Linked DNA regions of Homo sapiens: regions 1 and 2 are each linked to region 3. Evidence: read pairs that join two places in POLR2A ChIA-PET (ENCODE). Cell type or tissue: MCF 10A. All regions are shown on one strand. Region 1 holds the start of SLCO4A1-AS2 (SLCO4A1 antisense RNA 2). Region 2 has its middle 4.2 kb from the start of NTSR1. Region 3 overlaps LINC00659 (long intergenic non-protein coding RNA 659).

Region 1 (2,500 bases), 120 kb before region 3:
AAACTCTTGGGCATGATGAAGATGGAATGGGTACTGTCACACACATGCTGCTTGCGTGAGATTCAGATAAGGGAGGCTGGCCCGAAGCCAGGTCGCTGCTGGATCTCAGAAAGACGTCAGAACGAGGCCCCAACGGAAGCCCCTGGAGGTGCACAGCTGGTGAGCTGAGTGGTGCCATGTAATTCTCATCGTCTGCGGCCGTCTGATGGGCATCTGTCGGAAGCCACATGGCTGATATTTAAAAGAGGATTTTAAATTTGCTGATTTAAATGTGCATAATAGGTAACTTTCGGCTGAGCTTTACATATTTATGTCAGAGCTTTTAATTCAGGTAAAACAGCCTTCAGCTTGGAGCTGTTTGGACACCTACAACTACCTGTTCTTTCTCAGTTGTGGCTTTCATTTTCAAGAAGGAAGTCCTTCTGTTTCTCTGTGGCCATTGCTGGTCACGAAACTTAGCAATCTGGCTTCCTCTCAAAGCTATGCAGACGGGATCCTCCCCCTTCCCCCTTACCTGCTTTGGCCCCAGCGTCTGGTCCTGAGGCCAGGGCTGAACAAACTGCCTGTATGAGGCAAGCCCAGTGCCCGGGCGTTGAGCGGGTGTTTCACGGCAGCCAGCGTCTTGGTTCGCAATGGTTTACGTGGGCTTGCCCACCATTGAGCATCCCAGGGACCCCATCAGATCCTTTGCAGAAGTGCTGCCGAATCCGACCCACTCCCCCTGCCCCCGCCTCCCCCACCCTGCCCCGCCCCACACCCCCCACCCCCGCTCGGCCCCCCTCCCCGTGCCAGCACGTGCAGCTAGGCGGAACCTCTGAGCACTCTCCCGCCTGCGTCAGGCTGTTCCTTGGCCCTGTTGAGGCTCCTTCCCTTCATGTTCTGGCCCAGCCCGGAAATGAGGTCAAGTTTCTGCTATTTATGTGTGTGCGTGTGCACGTGTTTGTGTGTGTGGGTGGACCTTGACCTCCAGGCAGTCCTCAGGGTAGTTCTTGGCTCTGTGTTCCTGCACTAAGAAAAACAATGCGAGGGAAACACACCCACAGGCTGCCTGGGGAGTCTGCGTGGCTCTGAGCCTGGCCTGTCCTCCTCCGGGCCTCTGAGGTTGCTTTCTGTTTCGGCGGCCGGCGGCCGGTGGAGCCCTTGCGCCTCCTCGTCAGTCCCGCCCCGGGGCTCTTGCTCCTCCGGCTTTTCCGCTGACTCCTGGCATTCGAGTTCTTGTGTTACACATGCTCCTGGGACGTCATCCTTGTGACAGCTCGCTTCAGTAGAAAGCCTGTGGCTCGTGGGTGGCCGTGGGTGGCTCTCTGCCCCTTGGGGAGGCGTGGAGCATTGCTCTTACAATATGAATGTCTCTCCTTCCACGCACACTCCCTTTCTGACGCAGCAGGTCCCAAACCAGCCTGGCCTGCCAGCTCGTGGATAGGTGTTGGCATTGTAAATAAACCCCCGGGTGTGGCCGCGGGCACCCAGGGAGCAGGCCCCAGGCATGAATGCTGTGGAATCTCTGCTGTCCGAGGCCTCCAAATACGGCCTCAAACAGCCTCCCGGCAGTGTCCAAGGTCAACAGCGGCTGCACGTGAGTGCCACACGAGCGTGCACGGCTCTTTCAGTAGGTGTCAGAAGGCAGCTGTGACGCAGACGCTTGGCTCTGGGGCCAGACTGCGGGGGCTGCATCCTCATTGCCACCGGCGGGCTGTGTGGCCTCGAGCAAATGACTGACCCCCCTGGGCCTTCTTCCCCTACTGTGAGGCCTGGGACGGTGCCTGGTACACAGCTGGTGCTCAGTGTGCACAGCGGGTGTTAGCACCCTGCCACCCAGCGGGATTCTTCACAGCAGCTGCCCGCCTTCGTCCCAAGGAGCCTGGGGCTGAGGCATCCATTCGCTGAGAGGGCGAGACCTCCGATTCCACAGAGGAGCCCTGTGGGGACCGCGCCTCGGCAGAGGACGTGGCGGGAGGACCCAGAGCCCAGCTTTGGGGGCTCAATCCTGAGATCCCTGTGGCCTTGGGGAAGGGGTGCTGGTACCGCCAGATCTCTCCAGACGTAAAACAAGCCTTGCCTGGACCTGGGGGAGATCCCATGGCCTGCTCCCGGCCTGACCATGCTGGGCCCGGTTTATCTGCCTTCACAGATGAAGTTGCCCCTTTATTAAAAAACAAAACAAAACAAAAAAAGCCAGCAATTTGTCATCCCCAAATGCTGTAGTGTCTGTCAGCATAGGCCTGTCCCGGGGCTGGTTCTCACTGAGGCCCCTGTGTCCCCTCGCAGCCCCATGGCGGATCACCGGCTGCGCCTCCGCTCCCACCCGCCACGCTGACCTTAGAGTTAGTGTGTCTGTTAAGCTCTAACTCTGCCTCAACCCCAAGGTCATCTCTCTGGGCCCTCCTCAGGCCTCTGTCATCTCCCAAATTCGGGGGCATATGTGACACCTGTTTGCCTCCGTGGGGGCTGCTGTAAGAAATGACCACACACCAAAGGGCTTAAAAAATAGTTTATTCCC
Region 2 (2,500 bases), 69 kb before region 3:
AGACTTGGGGGTGCTGCACCCAGACGAGGGGGAAGGCTGAGTAGGTGAATTGCCAGCTGTTCCCTCCAGGTGCTCACAATTCGCTCAACACACATCTCCCTGTCCACTGGGTACCAAGCCTGCGCCAGATTCCCGCAGAGCCAGGTGGAAGGCAGATGGCTTTGGGGGGCACAAAAATTAAGGGAACTTGGCTGCTTTTGCCCACTAGGTGTGAGCCCTTGAGTCAAGGGCTCACCAGGAGGCTCTGGCCTCCAGGCAGATGGCAGAGATACACTTGTTGATATATGTTTGACGACTGCGTGAGTCAGACCATCCGGCTGAATCAGAGCCCGGAGGAAATACATGATTGAAAACCAGGCCCATTACAGAGCAGCCAGCTCTCCACGGAGCCATGTCAGGTTTGAATTAGAAGATTCTTGGCTTCTTAGCCGTGGAAGGAGAAGGAACCCTGGATAATTTGGGATTTGGAGGGAGTGGTGAGACCTGGTCCCAGTGGGGGAGACCTGGGCTGGGAGGGTCAACGGAGCAGGAGAGAGCCTGGGAAGGGAGGGAAGCTGCAAGAGCAAACTCCCACAGCACACAACCAGGGTGACCCTCAGCCCCAACTGCTTGAGACTGAGAGGGCTCCAGCTCCCAGGTCTCCGGACTTGCTGTTTTAAAACCTCGAAAGTCCCAGGAAAACCAGAGTGAGTTGTTTGTCCTACCCTGAGCCTCCCAGCCTGCCAGTGCCATCTTACTTAGGCAACCTGCAGACACCATGTGGAACAGCCATCCCAGCTCACTTGAGGCCCAAAACTGGATTGCCGAGTGTCTATAACGCTGACAGGGACCTCACATAACTCTGGTGGCCAATCACTCTCCATCCTCAGCCTAGCGCACAAGACAGCCACGGCAACGCCCCGAGTGTGTCCCACTCAGGCAAAGGCAGAGTGTGTGACCCCCCTCCAGGCCATCCTTCTCCCACCCAGCCTCTCCAGCTGCCCTGCAGCCACCAGGGTGAGCCCTGGCCTCTGTGTGGAATGAAGTGTGTGCACATCACAGGAGGCTCACAGCAGCCTGGTGACCTAGGGGCCACGTCATGCTTTTCACACACAGGAAACTGGGGGTCCAGGCCTGGTGAAGCTGGAATTCGAAATCACCTCCTCTCCAGCCTGCCACCCCGACCTGCCCTCGGCATCCCTGGCCTTCCCGGGGCTTATCCCATGCAGCAGCCGCTGCACTTGTGGGCAGCCACGCCTGCTTCCTCTTCTGGTTCTTCCCTGAGAACACAGCTCATGTTTCCAGAAAGCTGGCCAAGGTCCAAGGGGCGGCCTGGGAATGTGAAGGACAAGGATGCCGATGACTGAGGCTTGATCAGCCTGTAGCACAGCCCCCAGAATCTGCCAACAGCCCCAGAGATGCCTGGAGCGCAGCCAGCGTGAGGCTGGAAAGCGGCTCCGCCCTCCTTGCCCGCCTGCGAACACTCACTGTGCGTACACATGTGCAGGTGCCGCTCTGTTTTTAAAGATCCTCCTTCGAACACCGTCCGTCCTGGAACACGTGCAATTTCCATGCTGTGGGTGGGAAAATCTATAGCCAGGCTCTACCGATTATGTTTATTACGTATCTTCTGTGCCTCTAACACATCCACGTTTCTGCCCCACCCGCCTTCGTCCTCATAGGAAACCAACTACTCTGCCACTGACATAATAAATGCCTGTTGTTTTAAGCCACTGAGTGTGGGGGCATTTCGTTATGCAGCAATAGATAACTGATTCAGGTGTTATTGTCAACTTAATTTTTTCAATTTTAATAAGAAGCCTTCCTGCTAGCAAGAGTCACCCAACAGCGGTTGGGGGCCTGAGGGAAGAGAAGGTTGGAGGCTGGAGAGATGGTGGCTCTCCTACATTTGGAAGCCTGAAGCCTGCTGCAAACCAGTGACGGGTTTCGCACATCCTGCTGGCATGGCCTCATCCTGTTCACCATTGCATCTGCTCCACTAGTGCAACACAAACCCAGTGAGCGCCAACTGAGCGTTGGAGGGACTCAGGGTAAGCTAGCCAATGAAACAAGCAGGGACCCCCACCCGTGCCGGGCAGTGTTGGAGGGACTCAGGGTAAGCTAGCCAATGAAACAAGCAGGGACCCCCACCCTTGGGAGCGTGCTTCCAAGGACCTCTTGTGTGGTGACTCTTTGGACGTGATTGTCACCCCAGGCACAGATGACTACCTTGCTTGGTAATAAGGACATGCCTCGCTCACACCACTCAGGAAATCACAGAAAGCCAGGCTGTCCCCAGCACACTGGCTGCCCCAGCTCAGCACGCCTGCTGCACCCTAGAATCACAGCCGTGCCCGTGGACCTCGGTCCTCGCTGCCCATGGGACCGGCCGGCTCCTCAACAGGCAGCATTGGGAGTGTTGGGATCGGGGCAGCAGGTCCCCAAGGCTCTCCAACTTGCAGGAGACACTCGCCCCCGGAGCCCTGCCCCCCACAAGGCGTGCCCGACTTCACGTGTCAGT
Region 3 (2,500 bases):
CCCGTGTGCAGCGGCGGACCACCAGGCAGAGCGCCAAGGGGAGTGTCCGGAGATCCAGCATGGGAAGAGCCCCCTGCCACTTCCAGCAAGGAGCACACAGGTGCATCCGTTCTTTCTGCCCCACACTTTCTAGGGACAGCAGGCCGAGCCCATGGTGTGCGCCGTCAGCATGGGCTCTGCAGCCTCCGACCCATGTGCGGCCTGCCCGGACCCTCGCTCCTCCGTGTGCGGCTCGCCTGGACCCTCGCTCCTTTGGGCCGTCACTCTCCCTACTTTGTAGACCTGGAATGCCATCCCTGCCCCAGCTCCACTGCCCATGGGTGGCCATCCAGCAGCCACGGTGGAGTACACGCTGCACTGTGGTGCCCAGGGGCCCTCTATCACGGCAGGACTCCCCAACGCGATGTCCCCGGGGTTCACTGCCCCAGCCCTCAGTGGCCTGCCTCTCTAGGCATTGCACTGGCAGAAGAAAATGTTCTCGTCCAAGCTCACAGCCACCAAGGTCACAGGCTACCAAGGTCATGGCCACCCACACCGGGCAGCTGACCTCCAGGATCATCCTCGGGAGATGCCCGCCTGGCCCCACCTGGCCGCCCTGCCCCATTTGCCCCATCACCCCACACCACTGCACTCCAGCCTGGGCGACAGAGCAAGACTCCGTCTCAAAAAAACAAAAGAAAAGAAAAGAGAAAAAGAACTCTATGTCCTCATTTCAAATGCAGGGAGAGTCTCTCGGTTTAAACCGTAAGTGCCCTTCCCAACTCGGCAGACCCGCCCCAGTGAAGAGCATTTTCATGACTTGGGAACAGGACACTCACCTTGCCACTAGGCAGGACTGTACTCACTGGCTCGGGGGGCGCCCAGGCAGGAGACAAAGCATTTTCCCATGGCATATGGATGGCTTCCGTGTGCTGCATGACTGGGCAGTGTGAGAAAAACGCAACCCCCAGTGACTGCTGTAGAGGACAATTCAGCCAAAAATCAAACTGCCACCGTCATCTGCTGAGACCTTGATTTCCCAGGGCCTGGTGGTGCTGAAATACTCAGAACATCCTGAATGAATGAATGTCCACTTCCTTCACCAGCTCTGTGCTGGGGAGGGGGCAGGGCCTGCGTCTGATCAGGAGCTCCTCCCCCGGGGACCAGCCTGGAACCCCTTATAGCGATCAGGAGACACAGGAGACACCCTGAATGACGACACTGAGCTCTTTCCAATCTCTTGCTTGTCCCAGCGAGTACAGTGAGCACATCTTTCCCTGTGCTCTGGGCAAACCCCTGCGGCAGCAGCTCCTACCGTGAAATTGGTGTTTCTGGGTCACAGGGTTTGTGCCTTTGTGATTTTGTTGCTATTGCCAAATACCCTCTGCAGAATTGTGCCAAGGCACCTCCCCACCAGCCTGAGCATTTGCAGTGAAACGCTTTAGCAATCCTGACATTTCTGCCAGCATATTCCACAGCATGCTCTCTTTGCCACATTAATCAACAGGAGCTCAGAGGAAAACTTGAACTTCAGGCTGAGCCATTTCCTGCAATCTGAAAAATGAACGTGGCCTTCGGACACAGGGTGGTCCCTTGCCAGGGACTGGATGGAACTGGTTCAATTCCCCGCTCCTGGGCTTCCTGGTGTGCAACGTGAGCCATGCTCACCCCAGGGTGGCTGGGAAAAAACGCCGGTCCGCTCTGAGCATTCGTTTCAGTGATGGCTGTTCTTGTTCACGTGAGATGTGCCAACTCTACAATACTAAACCGTTGGGAGAAGCTTCAAGGGGACAGCACCTGGGGAGGGGCAGTGGCGGGCTCCAGGTTGCCCAAGGCTGTCATGGAGAGGAGGAGACCCCAGTCCAGCCCAGCCTTGTGCCTGCAGTGGAGGTTCCAGTTGTGAAGGGGCTCCAAGTGCCTTGTTCATCCTTTGCTTGATAATGAACCACCTCTGCCAGGTGCCAGCTGTACTGTGCACCTGCAGCTCCACACCCTCTAGGCACCAGCCCCTCCACTCTTTGGCCTCTTCGACAGGGAACCCCGAGGGGACAGTGGAGCAGGCCTGGGGCTGTTCCAGGCAGCAGGGGGGCGCCTGGGTCAGCGTCCCCACCCGCTGCCCTCCCCGGCCTTCCAACTTGCTGTGTGCACATTAACAACATGGACGGTCTTTTTCTTTTATTATAAAAGTGATTCATTCTCTTGTGAAGATTTAAATATGAAAGAGTGGATCTCCGCTAATCCCACCCGGTGATGATAGCAGCCGACAGATGGGCGAGCATAGAGCTCAGACATTGCCAGCAGCGTCAGATCCTTATATATCCAGAGCACGGCTCACACGCCACCGCCCTGCTGGCTCTGTCAGCCGCATGGTCCTCCGCGACACCTGGGGCTCTCCCTCCTTCCTTTGTGTGCACAACCTCAAAGCCATTTTTTCCAGACTTGGCGTGAAGATGATTTTCTGACACGTTGATGCTTCTGAAGCACAAGGAGGGCCCTGTCTCCACGGTGTCCAAGCAGAGGC

Evidence for each region. ChIA-PET counts read pairs that join two places held together with the same protein. Peaks named below come from ENCODE experiments on the same cell type or tissue, not always from the same donor. Only the 100,000 strongest peaks of a DNase experiment are listed, where the experiment ranks them.
Region 1: POLR2A ChIA-PET joins it to region 3 with 21 read pairs; 5 of 35 experiments call an interaction of 5 or more read pairs at or near these places.
Region 2: POLR2A ChIA-PET joins it to region 3 with 25 read pairs; 10 of 35 experiments call an interaction of 5 or more read pairs at or near these places.

Annotation. Positions count from the first base shown.
Region 1 is chr20:62,651,296-62,653,795 of GRCh38, forward strand. The region is part of intron 1 of SLCO4A1 (solute carrier organic anion transporter family member 4A1); the gene reads left to right. SLCO4A1-AS2 (SLCO4A1 antisense RNA 2) reads right to left here and starts at 891. Exons shown (of 2, transcript NR_183965.1): 1 at 515-891; 2 at 1-213. RefSeq lists enhancers at 3-302, 313-402, 1,183-1,372 and silencers at 583-762, 873-1,002. In MCF 10A, no CTCF peak of the experiment used is centred here; a DNase peak (open chromatin) is centred at 996.
Region 2 is chr20:62,703,383-62,705,882 of GRCh38, forward strand. No RefSeq gene overlaps it. Among named protein-coding and RNA genes, the nearest start is that of NTSR1, 4.2 kb to the right of the region's middle. In MCF 10A, a CTCF peak has its summit at 211; DNase peaks (open chromatin) are centred at 289 and 1,299.
Region 3 is chr20:62,771,982-62,774,481 of GRCh38, forward strand. It overlaps LINC00659 (long intergenic non-protein coding RNA 659), which reads right to left. Exons shown (of 3, transcript NR_046225.1): 3 at 2,140-2,500. Among named protein-coding and RNA genes, the nearest start is that of LINC00659, 3.6 kb to the right of the region's middle. In MCF 10A, no CTCF peak of the experiment used is centred here; a DNase peak (open chromatin) is centred at 1,300.